2 separate regions of the Homo sapiens genome follow, and region 1 is linked to region 2. Evidence: chromatin contacts called from ENCODE Hi-C or POLR2A ChIA-PET data. All regions are on one chromosome and are shown on one strand. Each heading gives the region's core, a stretch centred on a gene start or an enhancer-like site at or near the end of the contact. The rest is flanking DNA. Distances are from core to core; before and after follow the strand shown.

Evidence for each region. A loop is a pair of places that touch in the nucleus more often than their neighbours do. ChIA-PET counts read pairs that join two places held with the same protein, here RNA polymerase II (POLR2A). Pooled maps may share reads with other maps.
Region 1: a loop to region 2 is called in a pooled map, with 6 times the contacts of the local background. The contact joins the promoter of ABCC1 here to the enhancer-like site in region 2. A Hi-C loop is called at or near these places in 4 of 50 pooled maps. POLR2A ChIA-PET finds 5 or more read pairs at or near these places in 2 of 52 experiments (activated B cell and activated CD8-positive, alpha-beta memory T cell).

The regions. Positions count from the first base shown.
Region 1 is chr16:15,948,366-15,955,283 of GRCh38, forward strand. ABCC1 (ATP binding cassette subfamily C member 1 (ABCC1 blood group)) reads left to right here and starts at 1,251. Exons shown (of 31, transcript NM_004996.4): 1 at 1,251-1,434. The coding sequence starts at 1,387. LOC107984869 (a long non-coding RNA gene) reads right to left here and starts at 806. Exons shown (of 3, transcript XR_001752339.2): 1 at 426-806.
Region 2 is chr16:15,588,425-15,595,586 of GRCh38, forward strand. It overlaps MARF1 (meiosis regulator and mRNA stability factor 1), which reads right to left. Exons shown (of 27, transcript NM_014647.4): 27 at 5,963-7,162. Among named protein-coding and RNA genes, the nearest start is that of MIR6506, 19 kb to the right of the region's middle. RefSeq lists enhancers at 2,102-3,301, 2,648-2,942. Within about 2 kb of position 2,612, at least 33 of the 41 ENCODE cell types and tissues checked have a DNase peak (open chromatin) inside an H3K27ac peak, as active enhancers do.

The DNA.
Region 1 (6,918 bases), core at 1-2,500, 360 kb after region 2:
TGGGGTTGTGAGGATTGCACAAGTTAATTTGTGTAAATTGCTAAGAACACAGCCTTAGGAAGCCTTGTCACTGTGAATGCATATTAATTTTTTTTATTATTATTTTTTGAGACAGAGTCTTGCTCTGTTGCCCAGGCTGGAGTGCAGTGGTGTGATCTAAGCTCATTTCAACCTCCGCCTCCCAGGTTCAAGTGATTCTCCTGTTTCAGCTTCTCAAGTAGCTGGGACTACAGGTGCCCGCCACCATGCCCGGCTAATTTTTGTGTTTTTAGTAGAGACAGGGTTTTGCTATGTTGGCTAGGCTGGTCTTGAACTCCTGACCTTATGTGATCGGCCCGCCTCGGCTTCCCAAAGTGCTTGATTACAAGCACGAGCCACCATGCCTGGCCTACGATTATCATGTCTCCAGGCTTCAGTTTCCTTACCTCTGAGGTGAGGATCAATAACCTGGTTATTTCTAAGTGATGCTTAAAGAGGTTGAGAAGAAGCAAAGGCGCTCTGCACACAGGTGAGGTCAACAGCTGTTAGTGATGGAGACTGGCGCCGTCTGGGTCATCAGTGCTCCGGAATCAGGCTGCTCACGGGTTTGAATCTCACTTCCACTTTCACTCCTTATTAACTGTGTGACCTCGGGCAAGTCACTTCGCCTTTCTGAACCTCAGTTTCCCCATCTGTAAAAGGTAGGTGAATAACAGTATTCACCTCCTTCTGTGTGACTCAGCTTTGGAGTCAGCGGACCGGGTTCAAATCCCAGCCCTGCAAGTGATTAGCCAGGTGACCCTGGGCAGAGGGAATCACTCAACCTCTCTGCACCTGGGTTTCTTCCTTCATGAACGTGGAGACTTTACAGGATGAAATGAGGGCACAGTTAAGGCGCCCGGTACACTCCAGGCAGGTAGGGGGCTCCGTTCACGTTATTTTCCCCTGGTGACGGATACTGTCCTTAAACAGCATTTGAAAAGTGGTCGCAGGGTGTGTGGCCCCAAAGATCCCAGGCGCTTCCGGAAGGCGAGCCAACGCTCCCCAGGCCCGTCCGCGAGCGGGTGGGCCTAAGCCTTGGAGGATCTGGGGTGGGGGTGGCGCGGGGTCCAGGCCCGGGGCGCCGAGAGGTGGCTGGTCCGGCTGCCCACGCCGAGACGCGCGAGGTGAGCGGGCGCCGGGGCGGGGCGGGGTGGGGCGGGGCCGCCGCATCCCCGTGACGCGCGGGCCAACCAGGCGGCGTTGCGGCCCCGGCCCCGGCTCCCTGCGCCGCCGCCGCCGCCGCCGCCAGCGCTAGCGCCAGCAGCCGGGCCCGATCACCCGCCGCCCGGTGCCCGCCGCCGCCCGCGCCAGCAACCGGGCCCGATCACCCGCCGCCCGGTGCCCGCCGCCGCCCGCGCCACCGGCATGGCGCTCCGGGGCTTCTGCAGCGCCGATGGCTCCGACCCGCTCTGGGTACGTGCCGGGGGCCGCGTGAGGCCGGCGGGACGGAGGGAGGCCGGCGGGGAGGGAAAGCACCGGGCCCGCAGCCGCCCGGGGCACCCCGCTCCCCGCTCTGCTGCCGGCCTCGGGGGCCCGGGACCCTCACGTCGCCCGCGGCCCAGCCCCTTTCGGGGGTGCAAGGCATGGGGGAAACTTGGGTGACTCAGTTCCTGCGGAGCAGAGCGTGGGGGGCCGCGTGCCCAGCCCTGGGGTTTTGGAGGGTCGGGTCGGGTCAGAGCCGCCGTGAGGAGGCCTTCCTGTTTTGGGGTTCCCGTCTGTAAAAACAACCTTCCAGGGAAGGGGACGCTAGAGATGGGGGGCGGGAAGAGGGGTGTCTCTCTGCTTCTGTTTTCCCATCTTTTTTGTGGTTAGGGTCCCCCCTTTTCACGAAAAATACTCCGTGACCAACGGGGTGAGCTGGGGAGGGGCTTAGATTGTAGAAAGGGACTTTCATTGTCTCCCCAAAGTTGTCGTACAAGCCACATTACTCTTCTGTGGTTACCTAGCTTTGTTTTTTTTGTTCTTTCTACTTAGATACTGCGGGGGAAGTTTGGGGGAACCAGGGAAGAAGGGGGATGTCCACCCTTGATGTGCCCTACCTGACCCTCGGCTCGGGGCAGACTTGGGGTGCAGCTGAGGACGCCCAGGACCCTGGTAGCTGTGGTCCTGCCCTCCCTTCCCTGCAACACGTGGAGCTCCTCTCTGGGGATGCCCCTTAGATTTAACCCCGGCAAGTTTTCTTCTGTAACGTGGCCTGCGGAGCCTGACTGGGTGTCTGGAGTCCACTTGCTGTGGTTTAAGCCCCAGTCTTTTGGGCTTCAGCTTCTCCGTAATGCGATTTGCCTCTTTGTTCCAGGAAGGCAGGCACTTCTGTCTCGTGCTGTCTTGATTGTTGGTGAACGCAGTAGGCAAATCTGGACACGACTGTTTCTCTCTCCTCTTTTGTTTAGGAATCAGGAGAAACAGCCTTGGTTCTTAGGAGCTGGTGATCAGCTTCCAAAAATACTTTCTTGTCCTGTTTTGCCGGCCTTTCCTCGAGGGTTGCATTTGGAGTGTTGAAAAGTCATCCTCCAGGGCCCCATTGGAGGGTTTGGTTTTGTTTGTTTGTTTTTTTTAGTAGGGTATCATTGTGTTTAATAACCTACCACACTTTGATATATCTCCCATTTTAAGCCAGTGGGGTTGGAGAGTAACCCCAGGGGTGGAAATAGAACACAGACTTTGCCTTGAGGGTCTGGGGGTGATTGGAGCCTCTTTGCAGATGGACTTTCTTTAGCAGGGGAAAACCTGTGGCTTCCTTGTTGCCAGGTGTAGTAACAGCAAGATTATTTTTTGCAAAGATTCACATGGTGATCTGGGTTTGTGTTGCTGTGAATTCCAGAATATTCTCTTGTTTATTTTCTTCTGAATTGAGGAGGGGGCAAAACAGGGTGAACATCCATGAGGTTTTGTATCAGGACGTATTTTATTGATGGCAATTGGTAGTTGATGGCTAATGAGTATGTTTGGGGTGCGCTTTGTTTATCTTAAGAAACTCATTCACGAAGTCCAGTTGTAATATTTTTTAAAATTTTTATTTTCTTTTTTCTTTTTATTTTTTCCTTCGTTAAGGACTTTCTGCCACAGAAATTGCCAGGTGGTTGGGTTTTGCTTGGGGGTAATTGTAGCTGATCTCTGCCTCTGGTAGGTACCCCATCCCCGTGTTTGACCTTGCGTATTTCTGCTGTCTGGATTCCAAGACTTGTTGGAGGTGCCTTGGAACCAGAATTTGAGAGGAGGCAACTGGGGCCTGAGTGGGAAAATTGAAATATAATTAACTGAAAGCTAGAAAGTAGGTAGTTGTTGCTTTTTTCTTTTCTTTTTTTTTTCTTTTTCTTTTTTGAGACAGAGTCTTGCTCTGTCACCCAGGCTGGAGTGCAGTGGCACGATCTCAGCTTACTGCAATCTCTGCCTCCCCGGCTCAAGTGGTCCTCCTAACTCAGCCTCCCAAGTACCTGGGACTATAGGCGTGTGCCACCACGCCCAGCTAATTTTTGTATTTTTTATAGAGACAGATTCGCACTATATTGCCCAGGCTGGTCTCCTACTCCTGGGCTCAAGCGATCCTCCTGCCTTGGCCTCCAAAAGTGTTGAGATTACAGGCATGGGCCTCTGTGCCCGGCTGTTTTTGTGTTTTTCAAGGTAGCGTGTCCGAGGCCAGGAGCGACTGGCCTCCCAGGCAGTCAGATAACTGTGTGACCTTGAGCAAGCCACTTTCCCTCTGTGTGCCTCACTTTCCTCATCTCTAAAATTGGACAGGAGCCAAAAATGTGGCAGCCTTCTTGGGTTGTTGCGAAGGGTCAATGAGTTAATCTTGTAAGTGGCTCAGCTTGTGCCCTGCACGGAGATAAACAATGGTTAGTATTAAATATTATTTTTTCCAAAGATGAAGTTGTGTGTTTTAAGCTCCTTGTTCTTCCTTTGGATTCCCCTTTTCTTCAGCTGGTGGAGATGGGATTGGGCTGTGAAAAGGCAGTGAGGCACCCGTGCCTGGCTCCTGTTGTGACCAAGGTCATGTGCTTAGAAGTCAAGGTCAGTGGGCCTCGGGTGACTCTGTCAGAGCTTTGTTTCTGGGCTACTGTCTGCCTCTGAGCCGCAGGAAATGTCCAGAAAACCCAGAAGATGGAAATGGCCCATGATAAGTGTTCTGTTGACCTTTACTCAGACAGATGCTCTGGGAAGAGAAAAGGAGAACTTTGCTATCAAAACGGAAAATAGGGCCTGAGGACAGGTCACAGCAGCCCTTGGCTTTCTTTTCTCATGGGGGTGGGACTGGTAGGAGGCGCTGCTTTGTGGTTGATATTGGCATGATGGTTGGAAAAATGGGCCTGGGACTTTTTGTGAGTTCATTAAAAAAAAAAAAAAAAAAAAAAAAAAAAGCAGGCCGGGTGCAGTGGCTCACGCCTGTAATCCCAGCACTTTGGGAGGCTGAGGCAGGCGGATTGCTTGAGGTCAGGAGTTCGAGACCAGCCTAGGCAACATGGATTGACCCCCGTCTCTACTAATAATACCAAAAAAAAAAAAAAAGCCTGGCATGGTGGTGTGGCACCTGTGGTCCCGGCTACTAGGGAGGCTGAGGCACTAGAATCACTTGAAGGCTGTGGGGGTGGAGGTTGCAATGAGCTGAGATCACGGTCACTGCACTCCAGTCTGGGCCACAGACTGAGACCCTGTCTCAAAAAAAAGAGGGCCGGGTGTAGTAGATCATGCCTGTAATCCCAGCACTTTGGGAGGCCAAGGCAGGCGGATCACCTGAGGTCAGGGGTTCAAGACCAGCCTGACCAACATGGCAAAACCCCATCCCTACTAAAAATACAAAAATTAGCTGGGCCTGGTGATTCACGCCTGTAATTCCAGCTACTTGGGAGGCTGAGGCAGGAGAATTGCTTGAACCTGGGAAGAGGTTGCAGTGAGCTGAGATCACATCACTGCACTCCAACCTGGGCGACAGAGAGACTGTCTCAAAAGAAAAAAAAAATTGTGCTTCAGGCCCTGTGTAGAAAAATTGGAAATTATGGAAAAGCAGAGGAAACAACTTGGTATTAAGCAGTATAGTGTGGTGGCTCAGAGCAAATTCGCCTCTGCTGCTGAGGCAGGTTACGTCATCTCTCCGTGCCTCAGTTTCCCTATGTGGGATAACGTAGTACCTAGTGAATAGCGGTGACTTGAGGAATAAGTGAGTTAATCCTTAGCAAGGACTTAAAATGTTGCTGCTTGGCACACAGCGCTCAGTAAAGATCAGTGGTCGTTGCCACCTGGAATTCTCCAGTTAATTTTTGCTGTTGCACCAACTGCCACTGGAGAAGACCAGAAGGAAGCTGCAGGTGTGTGTCACCGTCGATGGAGTGAGCTGGTCCCAGGGTTGATGTGCACCTCTGAGATGCTCTGTGGCATCCACCAACTCAGTAACCCCCTGAATATCTGACTTAGCCGCCAAGGAAGAATATCTTAGAAGCTATTAGGAATTCCTCTTGGGGCTAGGTCTGGGCCTTGGAGTCAGTCTGATCCCTGGTTTAATTCTTCCCCTTGGCTCAACAGCAGTGTACGACGAGCCAATTTTTCCCCTCCTCCAAGTGTGGCTTTGGTTTTCAAATCCATCCCTTAGCCTTCTCCTACTTCCTCTGTTTTCCCCTCCCCACCCTTTTTTTTTTTTTTTTTTTGAGATGGTGTCTTGCTGTGTCGCCCAGGCTAGGGTGCAGTGGTGTGATCTCGGTTCACTACAACCTCTGCCTGCTGCGTTCACATGATTCCCCTGCCTCAGGCTCCCGAGTAGCTGGGATTACAGGCGCACAGCCACCATGCCTGGCTAAGTTTTGTATTTTTACAAAACTTTACAAAACCCCCATAGAGACGGGGTTTCATCATGTTGGCCAGGCTGGTCTTGAACTCCTGACCTCAAGTGGTCAACCTGCCTCAGCCTCCCAAAGTGTTGGGGATTGCAAGCGTGAGCCACCGCGCTCAGCCTGTTTTCCCCCTTTTTGGCTGCCCCTCCTTCCAGACCCTTCCTCTCTCCCTTCCTTATGGAGTGTTAGAGTGGAAAGGGATGTCAGATCTTGGGGGGCCCTCCTCTCCACCCACCCCATTTCGTGGATGTGGACACTGAGGTCCAGGATGGTGACATGACAGGGTGCAAGGTGGCAAGGTGAATGGCTTTGGGAGGAGATGAGGGTGACCCGGGAGAGGCCTGGGCAGGAGTGGACTCAGGGGTTCCTGGTCCAAATGGGTTCGTGATTCAGGCCAATCAGGAGCGGATTCAGGGTTCCTTGGCCAAATGGAGCCACTGCAGCCACAGGGGCCCTGCAGAAGGCAGCTGCAGCCGGTCCCTTTGGCCAAGACTCTCCTGAAGGGTCGTGTTCTCTTTCTCCGAGGACAAGTTCCATTTGTGATAGCCTGGAGGGGGTGCCTCGCCTTTGGGACCTGGTGGTAGATGGGGGGGAAGAAAACCTTTTCTGTTTGTGGACACAACTTTTAGGAACTGATCTCTCTATGTGGGTGTCTCCCACTGACCATGTTCCTAAAGAACGTGAGCTTCCTCTTCCCATGTCAGTCTCCAGCTTTGACTTCTCTTTTTCTCCTCCCATTCCTATCACATCTGTCAGCAAATCGTGTTGCCCGTTGCCTCAAACGGGCTGCTTTTCATGGCTTCCCCGACTTCCACTCTGGCTCGAGTCATCGTTGGCCAGTTTCTGGATTTGAACAGTCACCTCAGTCCAGGCGCCGTGGCTCATGCCTGTAATCCTGGCACTTCGGGAGGCCAAGGCAGACGGATCATTTGAGGCCAGGAGTTTGAGACCAGTCTGGGCAGAATGGTGAAAACCTGTCTCAACTAAAAATACAAAAATTAGCCGAGCCTGGTGGTGGGCGCCTGTAATCCCAGCTACTTGGGAGGCTGAGGCAGGAGAATCGCTTGAGCCCAGT
Region 2 (7,162 bases), core at 1,362-3,861:
AGGCAGGAGAATCACTTGAACCCAGGAGGCAGACGTTGCGGTGAGCCGAGATCGTGCCATTGCACTCCAGCCTGGGTGACAGAGCAAGACTCCATCTCAAAAAAAAACAAAAAAAGTGTCTTGGGCCAGGCGCTGAGGCGGGAGGATTGCTTGAGTCCAGGAGTTCGAGACCAGCCTGGGCAACATGGCAAAACCCTGTCTCTACTAAAAATACAAATAGCTGGGCATATGCGGTGGCGCGGGCCTGTGATCCCAGCTACTTGGGAGGTGGGAGGATTGCTGGAGCCTGGGAGGTTCCAGCTGCAGTGAGCCATGATCACACCACTGTATTCCAGCCTGGGCAACAGAGCAAGATCGCACCCCCTGGAAAAAAAAAATAGTGTCTTGATAAACATCTAGGGGGATAAGGTTTCATCTGAATTTTTTATTTTTTCCTTAAGATAAACTCCTAGAAGTAAAATTATTGGGCCATTCATAAGTAGCATTTTCAAAATATTTGTAAATTGGCTGGGTGCGGTGGCTCGCATCTGTAATCCCAGCACGTCGGGAGGCAGAGGCAGGCTGATCACTTGAGGCCAGGAGTTCGCGACCAGCCTGGCCAATACAGAGAAACCCCATCTCTACCAAAAAATACAAAAATTAGCTGGGTGTGGTGACTTGTGCCTGTAATCCCAGCTACTCAAGAAGCTGAGGCAGGAGAATCTCTTGAACATGGGAAGCAGAGGTTACACTGAGCTGAGATTGCGCCACTGCACTCCAGCCTGGGTGACACAGCGAGACTTCGTCTCGAAAAAAAAAAAAAAATTTGTAGATCAAAAGGTCTTTGGTTGGACAGGCCCTCCCAGCAGGCTGCTAGACCCCAGTCCTCCCACTCTGCGTGTTCGCGGCTTTGGTCTGCACACCACTTCCCACCATTCTGATGCTGAAAAGGGTCCCTTGGGCTACTCAGTGCCACCACAATGGCCTCAGAGGACCCCGTGTCCTCCTTCACCAACCTAGACCAATCATGAAGCCAGACTCTTCGTGTACTGGGGATGCCATAATGAATGACCTTCTACTGGGTGACTTAAAACAGTGGAACCGTCTCCTTTCACAGTCCTAAAGGCCAGAAGCCTGAAATCAACCTGTCTGCGGTGCTCTGCTCCCTCTGTGGGGAAGAATCTTCTTTTGCCTCTTGCAGCTCCTGGTGGCTCCTGGCACCTTGGCAGTTCCCTGGCTGCACCACTCCAGTCTTCACCTCTGTCTCCACGTGGCCGCCTCCGCTGTATATGTGCCTCTGTGCACCCTCTCATCTTAAAAAGACACCAGTCATTGGAGTGAGGGCCACCCGAATGCAGTATGATCTCATTTGGACCCTTTCCTTAATTACTTCTGCAAAAACCCTCTTTCCAACCAAGGTCACATTCTGAGGCTCCACGTAGACATGCATTTGGGGAGGACCCAATTCCACCCACCACAGACCCCTCCCGCTCCAACGTGCAGTGAAAACTCAGGCTGCAAAGGGCCCACCGCCCTCTTTTCCCCATAAAAAATGTGGGTCAAGGCTGGGCACTGTGGATCATGCCTGTAATCCCAGCACTTTGGGAGGCCGAGGTGGGAGGCTCACTTGAGGTCAGGAGCTCATGACCAACTTGGCTAACATGGTGAAACCCCATGTCTACTAAAAATACAAAAATTAGCAAGTGTGGTGGCACATGCTTGTAATCCCAGCTACTCGGGAGGCTAAGGCAGGAGAATCGGTTGAAACCAGGAGGCGGAGGTTGCAAAGAGCCGAGATCGCACCATTGCACTCCAGCCTGGGCAACAGAGTGAGACTCCATCTCGGAAAAAAAAAAGGGGGGGCTTGGGGGGTCCGGGCGTGGTGGCTCAAGCCTGTAATCCCAGCACTTTGGGAGGCCGAGGCGGGCGGATCACGAGTTCAGGAGATCGAGACCATCCTGGCTAACACGGTGAAACCCCATCTCTACTACAAATACAAAAAATTAGCCGGGCGTGGTGGTGGACGCCTGTAGTCCCAGCTACTCAGGAGGCTGAGGCAGGAAAATGGCGTGAACCCGGGAGGCGGAGCTTGCAGTGAGCAGAGCTTGCGGTGAGCAGAGATTGTGCCACTGCACTCCAGCCTGGGCGACAGAGCGAGACTCCATCTCAAAAAAAAAGGGGAGAGGGGAGTGGGGGGGTCAGCGAGGTCTGACCTCAGGCCAGTTATACAGCAGTCACTCACAGATCCAACGAACCAGAGGAGATCAAACCCTCATCAAAATCCTGCCTCTGGTACTTCCGCTAAGCTCTGGGTACACCTACTGTATGTTCCTGTAATTCCTACTGATTTTTTTAAAAAAAGAAAACATTAAAAAATCCAATTTATTTAAGCTGTCACAGACGCTTCCAGATTACCAGGGCCACCTTCCAAGCTGGGAAACCTTGCAGACTGTGGGGTCCTGCACACCTAGACTTGCTCCTTTTAGAAGCCATGGAGGAGGTTGATAATGGGAATAACATTTATTGTAGCTTATCTCTATGCCTTGAGCAATGTGCTCACACTGGCTGGTTCCCTCCTCACATCAGCCTGATGAGTCAGATCCTGTTATTACTTCTCACTTTACAGATGAGGAAGTAGCAGTAAATCCATTACCCTTTTCAAGCGGAGGTTGCAAGAGGTTGCAAGCGGAGGCAGAATAAACACTTGAAACAGTGAGTCAGATCCTGTTATCACTTCTCACTTTACAGATGAGGAAGTGGCAGTAAATCCACTGCCCACGGTCCCAGGGGTTGTTAGTGACAGAGTCATCATTCATCTCCCTCCCTCCCCACCACTGTAGCCCCAATTGTTCTTTCTCTTCCCATCGGAGGGATTTAAACAGGTCTCTCCCATTTAAAAGCAAACAGGGCTGGACACGGTGGCTCACGCCTGTAATCCCAGCACTTTGGGAGGCCGAGGCGGGCAAATCACGAGATCAGGAGATTGAGACCATCCTGGCTAACATGGTGAAAACCCATCTGTACTAAAAATACAAAAAAATTACCTGGGCATGGTGGTGGGCGCCTGTGGTCCCAGCTACTTGGGAGGCTGAGGCAGGAGAATCGCTTGAACCTGGGAGGCAGAGGTTGCAGTGAGCCGAGATTGCGCCACTGCACTCCAGTCTGGAGACACAGCAAGACTTTGTCTCAAAACACACACACACACACACACACACACACACACACAACACAACACAACAACAACAACAACAAAAAAAGTGTCCTCTTCCTTTTAGAGAATTTAAAAAACAGGGTGAAACCCCATGTCTACTAAAAATACAAAAATTAGCAAGTGTGGTGGCACATGCTTGTAATCCCAGCTACCCGGAAGGCTAAGGCAGGAGAATCGGTTGAAACCAGGAGGCGGAGGTTGCAAAGAGCCGAGATCGCACCATTGCACTCCAGCCTGGGCAACAGAGTGAGACTCCATCTCGGAAAAAAAAAGTGGGGGCTTGGGGGTTCCGGGCATGGTTGACTGTGTGACTATATTATATCTATACATAATATATAGATATATATCTATATATAATATATAGATATCTATATATTATATATAGATATATATCTCTATTATATATAATAGATATATCTATTTATATATAGATATTATAGAGACATCTATATCTATATCTATATATAATATCTATATTATATTACGCCTGTAATCCCCGCACTTTGGGAGGCCGAGGCAAGTGAACCACTTGAGGCCAGGAGTTTGAGACGAGCCAGAGCAACATGGCAAAACCCCGTCTCAAAAAAAATTAGCCAGGTGTGGTGGCAGCATCTGTAATCCCAGCTGTTCGGAGGCTGAGGCATGAGAATCGCTTGAACCCGGTAGGAGGTTGCAGTGAGCCGAGATCGTGCCACTGCACCCCAGTCTGGGCGATAGAGTGAGACTCTGTCTCAAAAAAAAAAAAAATGTATTTCCTGATTCTTGCCACACCTGCCCTTGATGCATCAGACTCTGGCTGCTGAAATACCAAGGGCGGCGACCCTGCAGCCCCAGTGTGGATTTGTCTGCACTTGCTGATACCAGAAACTGCAGTGGGGGCAGGTGGGTGGTAGGAGCGGGGGTTCCCTCATGCCCAGGCCCTGCACCTGGGAAGCCTTTGGAGGCCATCACATGAGCTGCCTGAGGCGGATGGAAGAGACGGTGCCAAGCAGGCCCAATATGTTCCCTGCTGGCCCTGGTACTGCTCCCCTGCGGATGCTCCTGGTTGGTTCACCACCTCGTGCGGAGTGAGGAGCTGAGCAGCCCAGCCACTGAGCAGGATTTCCCTCTAAGAACGGCCCCTTCCACCCTGCAATGCCTTCTTCCTCTGCACCTCAGCTCCCCCACTTCCAAGGCGTTCCTTCCCGGAACGTGTGTATTCTTCTCTTCATCTTGCTAAGGAAAGTTCTGGCTCTTGGTGCTCTGGCTTGGCACCTTCTAAGCTCTCTAGCCCTTTTCCCCCCGCCCCCCCCCCCCCCAAAAAAAAGCGTTCTCAGCCAGGCGTGGTGGCTCATGCCTGTAATTCCAGCACTTTGGGAGGCTGAGCCCAGAGGATCACTTGAGCTCAGGAGTTCAAAACTAGCCTGGCCAACATGGTGAAACCTCATCTCTACTAAAAATACAAAAATTTGCCAGTGTGATGGTGCACATATGTAATCCCAGCTACTCGGGAGGCTGAGACAGGACAATCGCTTGAACCTGGGAGGTGGAGGTTGCAGTGAGCTGAGATTATGCCACTGCACTCCAGCCTGGGTGACAGAGTGAGACTGTCTCAAAAAACCAAAAAACAAAACAAAAAACCACTCAGGCTTAGCCATTTCTCTGGGGTCTTCATTTCCTTATGAAGACTCTCGCAAAACTGGTATGAAGTAAAATTTGTTTGCTTTTTTCCTATTAATGTCTTTGTCAGTTTAAGGCCCAGCCAGGGACACTAGGAGAATTGAGGAAGTTTTGCCGCCCACCGCCCCCCCCCCCAGCAATGGGGACAGCAGGTGGGTGGAGGCCGCTGAGGGCTTCTGCGCCATGACTCACCCTCTGCCCATGGAAGCAGCTAGAAAGTGAAGGTGAATCCCAAAGCGCAACGCTCCTTCTGGCAAAGGGAACAGAGAGGGAACAGATCTTCTTCAATCAGCGCAGCCCCCTCTGCTACGGACAGGTCTGCTCTCCCCCAGACAGCTGTCTTCTAGGCCCCCACCTCTGAATCACCTTCCTAGGTGGGAAACAAACAAAGATAAATGCAAAGCCACCGTTCCAGCCCCAGTCCACACCTAACAAGACCTCCTGACGCCGCTCAAAAGGGGCACGATGGCTACTCAACTTTTTCTGCACAAATTTGCCATCGTGAAATGTTTGGAAAGGTCTTTAGCAGCTTTTAACATTGCTGAACTTGAAAAAAATGTCATCAAGAAGCAATTTACTCAAGTCTCTTCTGGGTCCTTTTAAATTCTTGCCAGAGGGTGCTGGTGGCAGGGGTGACGGGGTAATGGCGGTCTCAGGGGATGGGAGGGCTTCACAACTGTATCTGTGGAATAACTCTTTTCCAAATTGGCTTATTCAAAAAGCATGCTTAGCAGTGACCAAAAACGAGACAGCGGGCACGCTGGATTTCTTTCACAAGAAGAGAGAGCCTAGGAATTAATAGAGTTTTCTAACTGGAAGGTTTTTGTGGTTACTGTATTTTCCCACATGTAATTATAAGCTGGAACAAAGGCTGGAAAACTTGGAGGATCCTGACGACGAAGGGCCCACCATCCAGCCACCTGCTTCGGCGTGTGCTGAGTTTAAAAGGCCTCTAAGATGTAGACGGATTTACTCTCCACCTCACAATTCTATTTCCAGAAGGGGAGAGAAGTTGAGGAGACCCAAAATGAAAGATGGCAGAACTGTATTGGTTTGTAATTCCTCCCCACAGACAGACAGACAGACAAAACCACTCACTTGGGAAACTCAAAATAGATGCTCGCTTGTAAAGTTTATTGACAACTGTTTGGTCCCAACACACAAAACAGCACTTGAACCACAACAAAAGTGTTCAAACAAAGTAGACAACTAAGAAAAACATCTCTTTCCCCCAAACCCAATCCAAAACAAACAGTGCAAGATGGGAAAGGGGGTTTTGGTGATAACTTTTGTCATTTTTTTAAACAGATAAATTTAATCCGGTATATCTTTCCACCCAGAAATAAAGAATTACATTGTCTTAATGCTCAAACATCATTTTACCACATCATTTAATTAAGCCTCTGGATAAAAAAATAGATAGCAATTGGACTGGCCATTGTGGAGTACATTATGAACACAATGTGCTTCCGAAGTCTTCTCTCTCATTTTCAGACAGCAATTGTTAAGAGTCACACACACGTCCCAGACCTAAGCAGCAACTCCAGTGAATGGTACTCAGACACACTCACGGGACAGCACAGAACTTGATTCTTCTTTGTCTGTTGCCCAAAGAACCTGTTCTTTGAGTCTGTTCCAGGTGACTTGTAATGATACCTCTTACGGTTTTAAAGTCCACCACTCTTTACATGCTAGCAGAACTGAAGTCCAAGCGTGCAAACTCAGCCTTATGAAATCTTAGAATAAGGCAACTGATGTTCTCAACACCAATTATTATTACTTTGTTTAAAAGCTCCTTTAAAAAAAATTGCACATTTGCATTTCACTTCCTGTAACACTATGTCTGTAGAGGAAATGCCTTCAGGAGGATTCGGAGAGTGCCATAATACTTACAGGGTTTTTTCCATGGTGTTCTGTCTTGACTGGGGCCATGTGTTGAGAACTGGGAGTCACTGGCTTCATTTAAAAGATTTGGGGAACAAAAAATCTGACTTGTAAAAATCTCTCTATAGCCCTTATTTTGTGGCATTTTATCAAAATGCTATGAAATCAGAGTCCATTTTCTGGCTTTCTAGAAGTTACCAAATATAAACATTTCCCCAAAAGAAACCATCTAACTAGTGGAAGACCTTACGCCAACAGGTTCTTTCTGCTCTATGAATGAATCCGCCTTTTTTGCCGGACAAATACAATCCATTGTAAATGTCAGGTTTCTCTAGAGGGGGGTGAGAGGCCACCCGTCAGCGGACACCTCAGGCACCTAGAGAGGAAGGCCATTCCACACCAGACGCCACAAGAAACCCAGAGATGCTT